Linked DNA regions of Homo sapiens: region 2 is linked to region 1. A link is an interaction called in ENCODE POLR2A ChIA-PET data of the cell type or tissue named here. Cell type or tissue: PC-3. All regions are shown on one strand.

The links. ChIA-PET counts read pairs that join two places held together with the same protein. Peaks named below come from ENCODE experiments on the same cell type or tissue, not always from the same donor. Only the 100,000 strongest peaks of a DNase experiment are listed, where the experiment ranks them.
Region 2: POLR2A ChIA-PET joins it to region 1 with 22 read pairs; 10 of 35 experiments call an interaction of 5 or more read pairs at or near these places.

Annotation. Positions count from the first base shown.
Region 1 is chr1:23,006,729-23,014,728 of GRCh38, reverse strand. TEX46 (testis expressed 46) reads left to right here. Exons shown (of 3, transcript NM_001242521.2): 2 at 684-846; 3 at 3,628-3,895. The coding sequence ends at 3,828. Among named protein-coding and RNA genes, the nearest start is that of TEX46, 5.1 kb to the left of the region's middle. RefSeq lists an enhancer at 3,169-4,368. In PC-3, no CTCF peak of the experiment used is centred here; a DNase peak (open chromatin) is centred at 3,788; H3K4me3 peaks cover 364 bases; H3K27ac peaks cover 3,199 bases.
Region 2 is chr1:23,063,281-23,071,280 of GRCh38, reverse strand. It overlaps KDM1A (lysine demethylase 1A), which reads right to left. Exons shown (of 21, transcript NM_001009999.3): 10 at 5,210-5,221; 11 at 2,600-2,742; 12 at 2,130-2,220; 13 at 1-56. Among named protein-coding and RNA genes, the nearest start is that of MIR3115, 23 kb to the right of the region's middle. In PC-3, no CTCF peak of the experiment used is centred here; no DNase peak of the experiment used is centred here.

The DNA.
Region 1 (8,000 bases):
TTTTTTAATTAGCTGGGCATAGTGGCACATGCCTGTAGTCTTAGCTACTCAGGAGGCTGAGGCAGGAGGATCACTTGAGCCCAGGAGTTGGAGGCTTCAGTGAGCCACAATCACACCACTGCACTCCAACCTGGGCAACACAGTGAGACCTTGTCTCAAAAATAAAATAAAATAATAATAAATAAAAAATTAATGTCTAACTATACAGAGTCCAAAACCTAATCAATATTACATATTATATTAAACAAAGTTACCTTCCCCTAAAGTATCAGGTGACCAATAGATGGGCTAGTATAACTGTGAAAGCAGTTATGTCTAAGTTTGGATAACTTTTCTTTGCCCCTATGATGGTAGGGGCTCTGTATTGGCCATTTTTTTTGCTAGTAGCGAGGCCCAGAAGTACTGGTGAATGAATGAGGAGGCCTACATCACCTGGCTATTGTGAGGACATCATGAGATAATGCTTTCAAACTGCCTGTCAAAGAGTCTGGCACATAGTGGGTGCTTCAGACAAAGGAGGAGTTATTATTATTGTTATGCGGCAGCTGGGTGGGGGGAGGGAGCTGGCTATGACTCAGAGGAGTGGGTGGCCGTGACTCTTGTCATGGAGGGGCCTGAGGCAGGGTCCTGGGGCCTGTGTGCCTCCACGCCATAATGCTGGCAGAACTGATATTTCTCTTTAGGAGTCTCCATGGGATACTTGCCTCCGCAGGCACCATAGGAGCAGTGGCAGCTTGGCTGATGAGCTATAAGCCAGCCTTGTTTGGGTTCCTATTCCTTCTGCTGTTGCTTAGCAACTGGTTGGTCAAGTATGAACACAAGCTCACCCTCCCAGAGCCCCAGCAGGTGAGCACAAGATGGGGCTTGGCTTCAGCTCAGGGATAGGGGATATTTGCAGCTAGATTAGGTGGGTAGGGAACAGGGTAGGTGTCGAAATAATGGGGCAAGACTGGGGAATCCAAGACTGGTCTAAACCACCACTCTACAGCTTCCTCTTAGGTGGTGCTGGGTAAATCACTTCCCTCCACGAGGCCTCAGTTGCCTCACCTCAGCTGTTAAATCAGGACCACCCCAGACTCTCCTATTTCATGTTTGATGTCAACATGCTTTGGCAAGAGTAACAACTACTTTAATGTGAAAAAAATAAAAAAAATTAACATGGACGAACATAGATACGTATCTAAAATAGAATAATGAAGACAGCAGAAATGTACATAGATTATGACATCTTTCATTTAATGTTAAAAAACATGCTAGGCTGGGCGCAGTGGCTCACGCCTGCAATCCCAGCACTTTGGGAGGCCGAGGCAGGTGGATCACTTGAAGTCAGGAGTTCAAGATCAGCCTGGCCAACATGGTAACACCTCGTCTCTACTAAAAATACAAAAATTAGCTGGGTGTGGTGACACACACCTGTAATACCAGCTACTCAGGAGGCTGAGGCAGGAGAATCACCTGAACCCAGGGGACTGAGGTTGCAGTGAGCTGAGATCATGCCACTGCACTCCAGCCTGGGCAACAGAGCAAGCTTCCATCTAAAAACAAAAATAAAAAGCAAAACAGCCTGGCGCAGTGGCTCACAGCTATAATCCCTGCACTTTAGGATGCCGAGGCAGGTCAACGACCACTTGAGGCCAGGAGTTTGAGAATAGCCCAGGCAACATGAGGAAACCCCATCTCTAAAAAAAATACAAAAATGAGCCAGGCATGGTGGTGCGTGCCTGTAGTCTCAGCTACTCAGGAGACTGAGGTGGGAGAATCACCTGAGCCCGAGAAGTTGAGGCTGCAGTGAGCATGCCACTGTACTACAGCCTGGATGACAGAGTGAGACTCTGTCTCAAAAAAAAAAAAAAAAAAAAGGCAAAACAATAGCCTATCTTATTTATGGATGTGTATGTGCAGTGAAAGTATTTTAAGGCAGGATGCCTCAACCTTGGCACTATTGACATATTGGGCCAGATAATTCTCCATTGTGGGAGGCTCACCTGTCACCTGTGCATTGTTAGCTTAGCGGCCACCCCGGCCCCTACCCATGAGATGCCAAGTAGCACACCTGCCATTTCATGACAATCCAAAGTATTTCCAGATATTGCCAAATGTCCCCTGGGGAAGGCAGAATGCCTCCCATTGAGAACTACTTTATAAAGAAATGCATGGAAAAATAAATTTTAAATGCAGGATTACAGTTAAGGTGATGATATTCAGGGAGGGAGGAGGATGCTGTGGGTGTGAGAGTCCACAGGGAACTTTAGTTATATTTATGATATTTTATTTCTTAAGTTGATATGGGAATATGAGTATTTGTTGTATTATTTACCTTTTTGCATGCCTGATATGTTGAATTTTTTCAGTTAACCTTTTTTTTTTTTTATGTATTTAGTTTTTTGAGACAGGGTCTCGCTCTGTGGCCCAGGCTGGATGCAGTGGCACAACCATGGCTCACTGCAGCCTCGACCTCCCTGGGATCAGGTGATCCTTCCACCTCAGCCTCCCAAGTAGCTGGGACTACAGGTGTGCACAGGGCTAATTTTTTCTAGTTTTTGTGGAGACGGGATTTTACCATGTTTCCCAGGCTGGTTTCAAACTCCTGGGCTCAAGCGATCCTCCTGCCTCGGCCTTCGAAGGTGCTGGGATTACAGCCATGAGCCACCACACCTGGCTTAATTTTTAAACATTTTTAAAGACCATTAGTTTGTAGCTGAATCCAAAAAGAAAAAAAAAATAAGTGTTATTAACCAGGGGAGGGAGAGATGAGGATCATAGAGATAAAAGCATGTCATGAGACCATTGAGACTTCGCAGTTTGAGATCGTACTGAGCCTGACAAAATGCTCAGAGAGGCATGTTGGAAAAACGGGCTCTGGAGATAGATATATTTAGGCTAAGGGCTTTATGTCCACTGTGACTGGCAGATTAGCGGGCCATCTCATGCATTCCTATGAACCAAAGGCAAGTGGAGGACTCGGGAATTTGAGGCTGTATGATGCTGAGAAAGTGACCTCCCAAGCTGGGCCTGGTGGCTCACGCCTGTAATCCCAGCACCTTGGGAGGCCAAGGCGGGCAGATCACCTGAGGTCGGGAGTTCGAGACCAGCCTGGTCAACATGGTGAAACCCTGCCTCTATTAATAATTACAAATACAAATACAAAAATTTCTACTAATACAAAAAGTTAGCTGGGTGTGGTGGCACGTGCCTGTAATCCCAGCTACTCTGGAGGCTGAGGCAGAAGAATCGTTTGAACCCGGGAGGTGGAGGTTGCAGTGAGCCGAGATCACACCATTGCACTCCAGCCTGGGCAACAAGAGTGAAACTCAGTCTCAAAAAAAAAAAAAAAAAGAAAGTGACTTCCCGTTACTGGGTCCCAAGTCTCCACAAAATGAGGCAATGATGCTCCCCTTGCAGGCAGTTGTGAGACTCTGTTAAGATAATGTTTGTAAACCACCTGGCACAGAGCAGGTGTTCAAGCAAGGAAGGGATTATCATTATTAACCAACTTTCCCCTTTTCCTGGTGCTGGGGAGCTTAAAAGGAGGAAGAGAAACCAAAGACTTCTGAAAACGACTCCAAGAACAGCAAGGCCGTGAACACAAAAGAAGTCAATAGAACGCATGCCTGCTTTGCCCTCCAGGACGAGATCCTCCAACGGCTGTTGTTCAGTGAAATGAAGATGAAGGTCCTAGAAAATCAGATGTTCATCATATGGAATAAAATGAATCACCACGGGCGGTCAAGCAGACATCGGAATTTTCCCATGAAAAAACACAGAATGAGGAGGCATGAGTCAATTTGCCCCACCCTGTCTGACTGTACTTCGAGTTCCCCCAGCTAATGAGGCCGAGGCGGGCTGGCCTCTGCCGATGTTACCTTTTACCTCAGTAAAACCCAGTCACAGCCTATTGAATGTTCATAGTAAGTCATAACAGAAAGGTGCCTAGGAGCCAGGAAGAGGATCAGAGGCTGAAAGATTGCCTCTGGAAAAGAAATCTGTACACACCAGGTCTACCAGGTAGCACGTAGTGACACGGCCTGATGGGGCTCTAGAACCATCCCTTTCTAGAGTCTTCTATTTCAGTTGGTTCTACCCTGGTTCCTCCCTGGCCCTGTGCTGTTCACTCTGAGTCTCCCCACTCCTGCCCTAGCCCCTAGTTTCCCCTCTCATCCTGTACCCAGAGGCCGAAGCCAGCCCTGCCAAGCCTGGCTCTGACCATGTCCATTGCTCATTCTTTTTTTTTTTTTTTTTTTTGAGACAGAGTTTCGCTCTTGTCACCCAGACTGGAGTGCAGTGGCACGATCTTGGGTCACTGCAACTTCCACCTCCCAGGTTCAAGTGATTCTCCAGTCTCATCCTTCCAAGTAGCTGGGATTACAGGCACCCGCCACCATGTGTGGCTCATTTTTGTATTTTTAGTAGAGACAGGGTTTCACCATGTTGGCCAGGCTGATCTCAAACTCCTGACCTCAGGTGATCCATCTGCTTTGGCCTCCCAAAGTGCTGGGATTACAGGCATAAGCCACCACGCCCGGCTCGTGTTACTGCATTTCAACCAGAGCTCGGTTGCCCACTGACAGATCTGAGCCGGTGTTCTGTGTTAAAAAGTGAGATCAGCAAGTGTTAGCGTTTGAAAGACAAGCAAGCACCTAGCCGAGACTTTTCTTCATAATGAAAACTGGAAAGGAAATCATTATCTCACTGTTTGATTCAGTGTGACTTAGTGTTAGGTTGGTGTTCTACCTAAAATCGTCTCTCTCATGCAAGTCTCATGCATTCTAACCAAACCAGAGAACTTGCCATCCCCCAAATGCATCCACATAAGCTTACATTGTTTCTTCACGTGATCCCTAATTTTCTCCTTTCTGCTGTTACAATTCTTCACTTCTTCCAAAGCCATCACCTCTAGGAAGCTCCCCTCAAGCCAGCTATAATGAATCTTTTTCCTTAGCATTGTTTCCACATTTTATGTGTAGTTCTACAATAGAATGTTTCACAGTCTGCTGGGATTTGATTTGTACACATTACTACAGTCCCTCCCCATGCTTCAACTAGACTATAAGCTCTTTGAAGACAAGCACAGAATATTGTTCATCTGTATATCCCTCCCCCACCCGTAGCACCTAACACAGTGGCTAGTATACAAGCAGTGCTCAATAAAGAATACCTAGGCCAGGCGTGGTGGCTCACACCTATAATCCTAGCAGGGGTGGGCAGATCACCTGAAGTCAGGAGTTCGAGACCAGCCTGGCCAACATGGTGGAACTCCGTCTCTACTAAAAATACAAAAATTAGTCAGGTGTGATGGCACATGCCTGTAGTCCCAGCTACTCAGGAGGCTGAAGCAGGAGAATTGCTTGAACCTGGGAGGTGAAGGTTGCAGTGAGCCAAGATCATGCCACTGCACTGCACTCCAGCCAGCCTGAGCAACAGAGTGAGACTTCATCTCAAAAAAAAAAAAAAAAAAAAGAATATGATTGCTTATCAGTGTCTTACGTGTCCAGACATTTTCTCACCCCTTTCATTTTATGATGATTCTCCTATATCCTACTTTGTTTTAAAAGCAGAATCTCTGGGGCTAAACTGCCTGGGCTTAAATCCTAACTCACCAACTCTCTGTTGTGTGATCTTGGACAACTCTTGATTGTTTATTCTTCCTGTACCTCAGTGTCCTTAACTGTAAAATGGGCAGATTAAGACTATGAATCTTATAAAATTTATAGATGGTGTCTTAGTCTGTTTGTGCTTCTATAACAAAATTTCTGGCTGGGCCTGGTGGCTCACGCCTATGATCTCAGCACTTTGGGAGGCAGAGGCAGGAGGATCACCTGAGCCCAGGAGTTTGAGACCAGCATGGACAACGTGGTGAAACCCTGTCTCTATAAAAAATACAAAAGAACTAGCTGGACATGGTGGTGCACGCCTGTGGTCCCAGCTACTCGAGAGGCTGAGGTGGGAGAATCACCTGAGCCTGGGAGGTCAAGGATGCAATGAGCCATGATTGTACCACTGCACTCCAGCCTGGGTGACAGAGTGAGATCCCATCTCAAGAAACAAAAACAAAAAAATTAGCCGGGTCTGGTGGTGTGCACCTGTAGTCCCAGCTACTCGGGAGGCCGAGGTGGAAGGATCACTTGAGCCTGGAAGGCCGAATTCACAATGAGCCAAGATCGCACCGCTGCACACCAGCCTAGGTGACAGAGTGACACCCTGTCTCCACACATACACACAAATACCTGAGACAGGATAATTTATTTTAAAAAACACACAGATACTTATTTCTCACAGTTCTGGAGGCTGGGAGGTCCAAGATCAAGGCTCTGGCATCTGGTGAGGTTGGCTCTCTGCTTCCGAGATGGCACCTTGAAAGCTAGATCTCTGGAGAGGAGGAATGTTGTGCCCTTATAAGGCATAAGTGGAAGGGCAAAAAGGAACAAACTCCTTCTATGAAGCATTTTTTTTTTTTGAGGCAGAGTCTCGCTCTGTCGCCCAGGCTGGAGTGCACTGGCGCAATCTGGGCTCACTGCAAGCTCTGCCTCCCGGGTTCATGCCATTCTCTTGTCTCAGCCTCCCAAGTAGCTGGGACTACAGGCGCCTGCTACCATGCCCAGCTAATTTTTTTTTTTTTTTTTTTTTTGTTTTTTTTTTTTGAGACGGAGTCTCGCTCTGTCACCCAGGCTGGAGTGCAGTGGCCTGATCTCTGCTTACTGCAAGCTCCGCCTCCCGGGTTCACGCCATTCTCCTGCCTCAGCCTCCCGAGTAGCTCGGACTACAGGCGCCCGCCACTATGCCTGGCTAATTTTTTTTTGTATTTTTAGTAGAGATGGGGTTTCACCGTGTTAGCCAGGGTGGTCTCAATCTCCTGACCTCGTGATCCGCCCGCCTCGGCCTCCCAAAGTGCTGGGATTACAGGCGTGAGCCACCGTGCCCGGCCGCTATTTTTTTTTTTTTTTTGTATTTTTAGTAGAGATGGGGTTTCACCGTGTTAGCCAGGATGGTCTCGATCTCCTGACCTCGTGATCTGCCTGCCTCGGCCTCCGAAAGTGCTGGGATTACAGGCATGAGCCACTGCGCCCAGCCCTATCAAGCATTTTATAGTGGCATTGACCCATTCATAAGGGCGGAGCCCTCATGACCTAAATACCTCCCCAAAGGCCACACTTCTCAATACCATTCCATTGGAGATTTTTTTCAACACATGTATTTTGGGAGACACGTTCAGACCACAACATTCTTTCCCTGGTCCCCCAAATTTATGTCCTTCTCATGTGCAAAATATATTTAGTCCATCCAGATAGCCCCCAAAGTCTTCACTCATTCTAACATCAACTCAAAAGTCTGGAATCTCATCTAAATCAGATACGGGTGAGACTCAAGGTACAATTACCCTGAGGCAAATTTCCCTCCAGCTGTAAACCTGTGAAATCGAACAAATTATGTGCTTGCAAAATACAGTGGTGGGGCAGGCATAGGATAGATATTTCCATTCCAAAAGGGAGAAATAGAAAAGAAGACAGGAGTAACAGGCCCCAAGTAAGTCCAAAACTTTTTTTTTTTTTTTGAGACAAGATCTGGCTCTATCGTCCAGGCTGGAGTGCAGTGGTATGATCTCAGCTCACTGCAACCTCGTCCTCCCTGTCTCAAGCCATCCTCCCACGTCAGCCTCCCAAGTAGCTGGGACTACAGGTGCGCACCACCACACCTGGCTAATTTTTTGTATCTTTTGTAGAGACAGGGTTTCACCACGTTGCCCAGGGTGGTCTCAAACTCACGAGCTCACGATCTGCCTGCCTTGGCCTCCCAAAGTGCTGAGATTACAGGCGTGAGCTACTGTACCTGGCCTCTAAGTACAAAACTTAACTGTGCAAACAACATTAAATCTTAAGGCTTGCATAATCTTTGAGTCCATGTTCTGCCTCCCAGACACACTGGTATGAAGGTTGGGCCTCCAAGACTTTGGGCAACTCTACCCCCGTGGCTTTGCTAGCTGCAGTTGTCACACACATCGAAGG
Region 2 (8,000 bases), 57 kb before region 1:
GATGCTTCTTTGTATTGCTGATGGAGTTCTTTAATTTTCTCTTTCAAATTTACCATCTAAGAAGGAAAAATACAAATTTACCATTCCAGATAGCAATGTAGTTTATGTCTACATCACATGTACCCTTTTTTGGCTCCTCAAAACTGCTATCCCAACAAAACAGGGCTACAATGCAAGGTCCTGAGAATTCTTAAGTACTTGTTCTAACCTACATCATTCCATTTGGGAAATAGGAAAGAAATCTTATAGGGCTTGACATAAAGGTACCACAACTCTATCTGATAAGTAAGATCAGTGCTGCCTTCTAAAACGAATGAGAAGGATGAGGAGTGTCCCATTAATTTAAACAAACAAAGAAAAAACCCAGTATTGAAATAAATTTAATCTCCACAAAAAGGAAACTGTTGCTAATGTAACTTAAACTTATTTTCGGAAACAAATTGTCATAATGTGTGTGTTTGTTTTTTTTTTTTGAGACAGAGTCTCACTCTGTCGCCCAGGCTGGAGTGCAGTGGCACCATCTCGGCTCACTGCAAGCTCTGCCTCCTGGGTTCACGCCATTCTCCTGCCTCAGCTTCCTGAGTAGCTGGGACTACAGGCACCCGCCACCATGCCCAACTAATTTTTTGTATTTTTAGTAGAGATGGGGTTTCACCATGTTAGCCAGAATGGTCTCGATCTCTTGACCTCGTGATCTGCCCTCCTCGGCCTCCCAAAGTGCTGGGATTACAGGCGTGAGCCACCATGCCTGGTCCTATAATGTGTTTTTTAAATATGTAAAAGGTCAAAGAATTTTTTTTTTTTTTCTAAGAGACACAGTCTTGTTCTGTCACCCAGGCTAGAGTGCAATGGCACAATCTCAGCTCACTGCAACCTCTGCCTCCCAGGTTCAAATGATTCTCATGCCTCAGCCTCCTGAGTAACTGGGATTACAGGTGTGTGCTACCATGCCCAGCAAATTTTTTGTATTTTAGTAGAGAAGGGGTTTCACCATTTGGCCAGGCTGATCTCGAGCTCTTGACCTCAAATGATCCACCTGCCTCAGCCTCTCAAAGTGTTGGGATTATAGGCATAAGCCACTGTGCCTGGCCAAAGAATCTTAAGGAACCATTGTTAATGTTAGCTTTTTTCAGGTTTCTGATGATACCACACAGGACAAGAGTGACAAAGCCTGAGACTGGGCCACCCTACAGGTATCCTGGCCACTTGGCAGTTCTTAAATCACTCTTCTCATTTCATCCTTACCACAATCCATGAAGACTGTGAGCTGGAGATCTCTTCATTAGACAGGATGAAGAATGAGGCACAGTGAGAGTGAGGCAAGAGTCCAGTCACAGGCACACCCAGAGTATGCACTATAAAGGCCCCCTCCAGGGGCTATTTTCTCCCTAAGCTGATGCGACCTTTGCAGCTGGCAGGGTGAGGAGAAGCAAATGGTTGGACTTTAATGCGCTGGAGCCTGGGGCTCTGGAAGGCGGTGGCAGAGAAGAGCCCTAACGGTTCAGCCCTGGGGAACAGAGGTGGGGGTGGCAGCAACTCAAGAGAAATAATTATGCCAATGAACTGGCTGCTGATTTGTTGGTCTTCACCAATGAAAACTTGGCTCCAGTACAGCTAATTCTCCTGCTAGTCCTAGAATTCAGCTGAGGGCACTGGGATAGCTTTAGAATAGCTAAACCACGCTTGTCCAACTCGTGGCCCAGGACAGTTTTGAATGCGGCCCAACACAAATTCATAAATTTTCTCAAAACACTGAATTTTCTTTTCCATTTTTTTTAAGCTCATTAGCTATCATTAGTGTTAGTGTATTTTATGTGTTGCCCAAGACAATTCTTCTTCTTCCAATGTGACTGAGGGAGGCCAAAAGACTGGACACCCCTGAGCCAAAGGGAACCAGACAAAGAGGAAAGATCTATTTCCTCTGGCAACCATTTATCAATAATGCCACACTGAAAGACTGACAGATAAAACAGTCTCTTTCGTTAGTCATTATTTTCTTAAGAATGAGTCCCAGCTGTGCAGACTTTCTCTTCCATGGAGGAAAAAATCTCGGAAATGCTTTTAAAATTTCTAAAGACTTTTTCTCCTATTAAAGCTTCTTCAGCTATGAAGAAAATACAGAATTTCACCTTATTAAGAAGTTCTTTCAATTCTTCCTGAGTTTTCACTATCTTCTTCCAATGTTCAATCTGCTCATCTTTGACATGCTTCTCTTGTAACCTAAGAGAGACAATATGTATAATCTGCTCTCAAAGCCAACTTTGCAGAATAAGACAGGTGCCCATCAAAAACATTTAAGGGCATCAAGGCCCACTGAAACTTCTGATACTTAGGAACAAGAAAGTTGGCTAGTTGGAAATTATTTCCTAGGCTATGTTAAATATAGTATAATACCATAAAAGCACTGAATTTTAGAAGTGAAAGGGGCCTTAAGGGATCATATAATTATTTTAAATAATTTTTAACTTTGGATTCAATGGTTTCATACAAAATTAAGTAAAAACTACCTCAAACAAGACTTGCAGAAAAACTTAAAACATAAATAGCAAATCTTTACACATGGAACTCACTATACAATAAGCAGTATCAAAGTACTTACTGAATGACAACTTCCAATGCCTGGCCAAGGGACACAGGCTTATTATTGAGGACATTGAAGTCTAGTTGATGACTAAGGTAAGATGTAGCTTCTAGCAACCGGTTAAACTCTTGCTCTACCATTTCATCTTTCTCTTTAGGAACCTGAAAATCCGAAGTATAGCAGAGTTGGTCCTTATAAAACTAAACATAACCATCCATGAAAACACAAATGCTCTATAGTTTATAAAGGTCAAAATATGTATCTCAAAGGGGAAACCTTTGAGCACAATGATTCAAATTTTCTTTTCTATGAAGTGGTCAGATCCATTTAAATGAGATATGAAATGTTTGGGCCCTGACAATTTCCTCTTCTTCTCCCACTACTGCCGTCAGAGCTGGGACTCCACCTCTATTAACAGCCACAAGATTTACACTGGTGCTAACTGAAGTCACATGGAGCACAAGTGGCACTGAGCTGACATGCATTAAGTTGAGCTGGCTGACATGCAAACAACACACTAGAAAAGTCCCAGAGAACAAAAACCATGTCAACAAACCTGAGGACCTTCCAAGAATAAGGGCAGGATGGGAAAATAAGAAGCCCAAGGTATCTGGCTTCCCCTCAAAGATGAATCTCAGGTGGGAAGAGGGAAAAGAGAAATGAAATTCATGGCTACTAATAAGAACACACTAGCACTTTTATTCTTTTGCACAGTAATAATATTTTATGGCACCAATAAGTTCAGAATTGAATGTACAAAGCTCTTAAGAGAGTCTATGAGTAAATGAAGGACCAGAAGGTCTGGCTCCTCATTGATGTGGATGAAGCAAACAGATTGCAAAGCAGGTCATCAAGCTGGAAGACCATGATCCTAAGCCATGCTGTGTCCCTGCCTATTGATAACATCAGTTAGTTTACAAACACCCCTCTGCTACTGCTTAATTCAGCCCCAAAGTAAACTGTATCTGCAATCCTATTGTTGAATTGATGGCAGAAGTGAGAGAAAGAAAAAATATGTTTAAGGCAAGCATTACTTGTTATAAGCTGGGCTGATATCAGCAGGGAAATGTGATTCAAAATACAGAATTTCATTATACAGTCAACCTAAAACTGGTAACACAAAAATAAAACATTGAAGCAAATTCTAGTAAACACTAAGACTCAGGAGGAGCGACCTTTTACAATCAGAGGTAACTGACTGTTGACAAGACCATCCCAGTAAGATTCTACCTCTCATTTGAAACTCCACAGTTTTTCCACTTCCCAACCCAACAGACGATTTTGAACCCTGGCCTCTGCTCCTTCACTGATAACACAAGTAACACTACGAGATGAGCCAGTGTGTGGCAGAAAGAATCTGGCAAGAAGGGCAATCTGCCCCCAAAAAGAAAGAGGACTGCAACTCTCCTTTGAACTGTAAATATGACAGATACCATAACTGATTTAAAAATCATATTCAAACAGTAAGTTCCCAAAGACTATACATGGGAGGGATCAGGGTATCTTTATAATTAAAGAATTACCCTTAGCCTAAAGAAAATCTAAATCTCTAAAAATATTCTGGTTTGTGTTAAATGAGGCAGAGAATCAGGCTTCAGATACTTGGTGCCATTTATATCAGGAAGGTACCTAAGACTGGTAGATCAAAAACCTGTGATCTACTACTCATTCAACTCAATGGCCAAAAAAAGAGCTTGTTCTTATTACACAGCTATGAGAGCTGATGGAAGAGACCCTTTGGTCAGGAATTTCATTTACTTTCTCAGCTACTTTTCCTCACTGATGTGATATGTGATGGTCATATGCAGAGCAACTCAAACAATGCTGAAATTTTGCTCAGAAACATGCTACTTCTAGTGCAAATCCTGCAATGATGCTACAAAAGATGGTTCTGGAAATCTAAATTTGGTTTTTCTTTCAAAAAGGAGAAACAATTACATTTCAATGTGAAATCTAGGTAGTTATGAGACCTTAACTGATCACAGATGCAATGCGCCTGACTGCTTTTCCTGGAGTATAAAAGTGATATTTCTATGTGTTGCTTCTAAAATGCCTAGCAAGAGGATGCTATAGCAGCCAAGAGGGACTACTAGATCACATATGCCTCTACAATAGGGCAGAATGTGTCAAACACAAGTGTGCAAATGGTACAGATTAAAGCTCTTCCAGTGTCAACTGGATGGCTTGCTTCAGACAAGCTTTAATCTTTGCAACTAGGATGACAATCACAAAGGGAAGTTCATACTGAAAAAGTACACAGCACTCAGGCTCAGTAACTGGGGTCCAGGGTGTGTGGTAGAGAAATATTTAAAGGGACACTGTCAAGGTTAGAGGGACCAAATTTGACCTGTTTCTTCCCTCTGTTTGCTGAGCAGCCCACTGGATTCATTACACTTTCCCCCTTAGTCCACCCACACCACCCACAAAAAACCTAATGTTTTACACGTGCTTTCAATGACAAAAACTCAAATGGCACCAGCCCAACATATAGGCGCAACTCTACAACAACAAACCAGTGTGAATGTATGATGGAGAGGATCTTTGAAAGGAAAAGATTTAGGTTTCAAGCTTTTAATGGGTTATTGTAAACAGTGAGGAAAATGATTTGAAAAATTATGAAAAAAATACCTTGACAGTGTCCTTTTAACCAGTGCAGCAGAGAGAGAAATAAACTGTAAATAACAGCCCAACAGCCACATCAAGTTTAGTTTTGTATGACAGCAATAAAATCAAGGCTTTAAACACATAGCATGACAGAAGCATTCTGTTAGCTCAGAAGCTGCAACCACCAGAGAAATAAGGAACAGATTGTACAGAGACCAAATGGGAAAGTCAAGGCACAGAAATGGCCAAAAGAAAGGCAGTTAACAAAAGACAGGGGAGTGAGGGGGAAGTGTCAGAAAGCAGTGAGGAATAAAGCAAAACTCAAAAGAGGAAAGGAAAAACACAGAACAGTAACAACAACAACAACAACAACAACAAAATCAAACAAACAAAAACCAAACCAAAAGATTGCTGCCACATTTGACTGACACCAGATGACAGGACTGCATCTCCGGTACACCATTCTAACCCGAGGCTCAGTTGTATGAGATTATGTGAGATTGTCAGCCACCAGGCCCCATCCATTTCCACCTAGTTAAGCAATTACAGGAATGTTGCAAGTGCAGCCAGGGATAGCTTTGAAACCTGGCTTTTTTTCCCCACTAACATTAAGATTTCACTTTGAAATTAAAGGAATATTTGGAAAATAATACATAAAATACTTGTCCCTTAGGAAATCAATACTGACTGGGAGAAAACCAAAATGTGCTTTTTAATACCTTTAAAACAGGATCATTTCTAAAAACAAGCTAGTTAGAAATATTCTATTTGACATATCCAGACAATAAAACTAACAAATGACTATCCCAACAACCCCAAACTACCCATACTTTAAGTCATTTATTTCCCCTTGATGAGAATCCTTGGATTCTATTAGTTCTACAAATTATTATGGAACAATAACAACAAAATGGAATTGAAATATTGGCAATCGCTAAACATAGGTCACAATAATTTAAATCTTACCTGACTATTCTAATCTAGATCCTTAACTTGTATCCTGAGAAAGAAACTCAACGAATGATTACAATGGGTTTTAAGTACCACATTAGAAGGCAGGTGGATTTCTACCCTGCAACACAGTGAGAACTTGTAACAGCAAACTAAGAAACATTTTTGGGGAAAGGACCAATAATGTTAAGAGCGTTCTAAGAAGCAAACAAAATGGACATCACTTTAAACAGATTTTGATTGACTTTTTGAAGCCATTTATTTCTCTATGAAAGGCTCCAGGTAAATAGTTCCTTCAAGACTAACAGGATTTGAAGAGTCTCACTATTCCAAATAGGTTCAATCCTGATTGTCTTGGTCCTGTAGATTATATGGACTGTCTCTAAATGTGTCCAGGGGAAGGGAAGCCTGTGTGTCTCGCCCATGCAGAATGTGGGAAAGCCAAACAACTTTCTGGACAAGGTCCCCAATCCTGCAAGAAGTAATCTCGAAGGAGGACAGCTCTCTTTAGTTCTTTCTACCTCTGGTATCATTCTAACAAGCTCTTTAGGTCTTCAGAAACATTGTACACCTATCTTACTTCCAGTCTTCACAAACTCTACAGCAGCAGAGCAGAATGGAGTTAAATGCAGCAATGTACGCTAGGTAATCAAAGTTCTGAGATTTAGCCAGAGAAATCCCCAGAAAGAATCAGAAAAAGGCAGTAATGGCCAAATCTGGCCAGTGGAGGCCACAGTCAATCTCCACCTCCCCATCCCATGCCATCGAGCACTTCTAGAATTATGGTAAAGCAGAAGATTAAGATTAGTTCATTTGGTAAAACCTAGAAGAAGAAATTTACTTCTGAAGAGTCTCTAATTCAGATTCTCCTCAACAGCCAAGGGAAATGAGATATAGCTATTATCCCCATAGGGCGAATATATCCTTAATCCAAATAAAATTCAATGTGATTCTAGGCTGGGAGCAGTGGCTCACATCTATAAATCCCAGCACTGTGGGAGGCTGAAGCAGGAGGATCACTTGAGCCCAGGAGTTTGAGACCAGCCTGGGCAATATAGTGAGACTCCATTTCTACAAAAAATTATTTTAAATTAGCCAGGTGTAGGGGTGTGTGCCTGTGGTCCCAGCTACTCACGAGGCTGAGGGGGAGAATCACTTTAGCCCAGGAGGGCAAGGCAACAGTGAGCCATGTTTGTGCCACTGCACTTCAGCCTGGGCAACACTGCAAGATCTGTCTCCAAAAACAAAAATAATCAATGTGATTCTATAGAGACTGTTGTCTTCCCCCCACTCCCACCCCATAAGGAATCTTTTTGACTTCCTTAAAGCAGTGATTAGAGTGTATGGAAAAGGCACACACAACATGTCTAAGTAGTTCTCTCTAGCAGTTTTTAGCATATAGTAGAGGTGCCCAGTAAATTCTTGTTAAATGAATAAATTAATATAGTTTGGAAAAGCAAAGTCAGTATTATAACTATAATTAAGGGGGCAAAAACTATTTGCAACTTCAGGACCATTAAAGGAAGGCATGAGATTTTTACATTTATAAATAAGCATGGATTGGCAGTAATGATTTCAAAGGGCAGAGAAAGACTGTCATAAAGATATTGAAGATGTTTGTTCAAAGGAAGAAAACCAAGAAGGCCAACAGACCTGTGTCAAAAGCATACTAACCTAAGCACCACTGTATAAGAACACAAATGAAAACCGGCAAAGTTACGATAGATACCTAATACACCTATAGTTAACGGTGTTTGTAAGAGACCTGACACCCATTACTTTTCACATGCTGTCTGTCATTCTTTCTCTTAACAGCTGAACCATTCTCAAGAAGCAATCAAGGCTCAGTTTCTCAAAGCAGTTA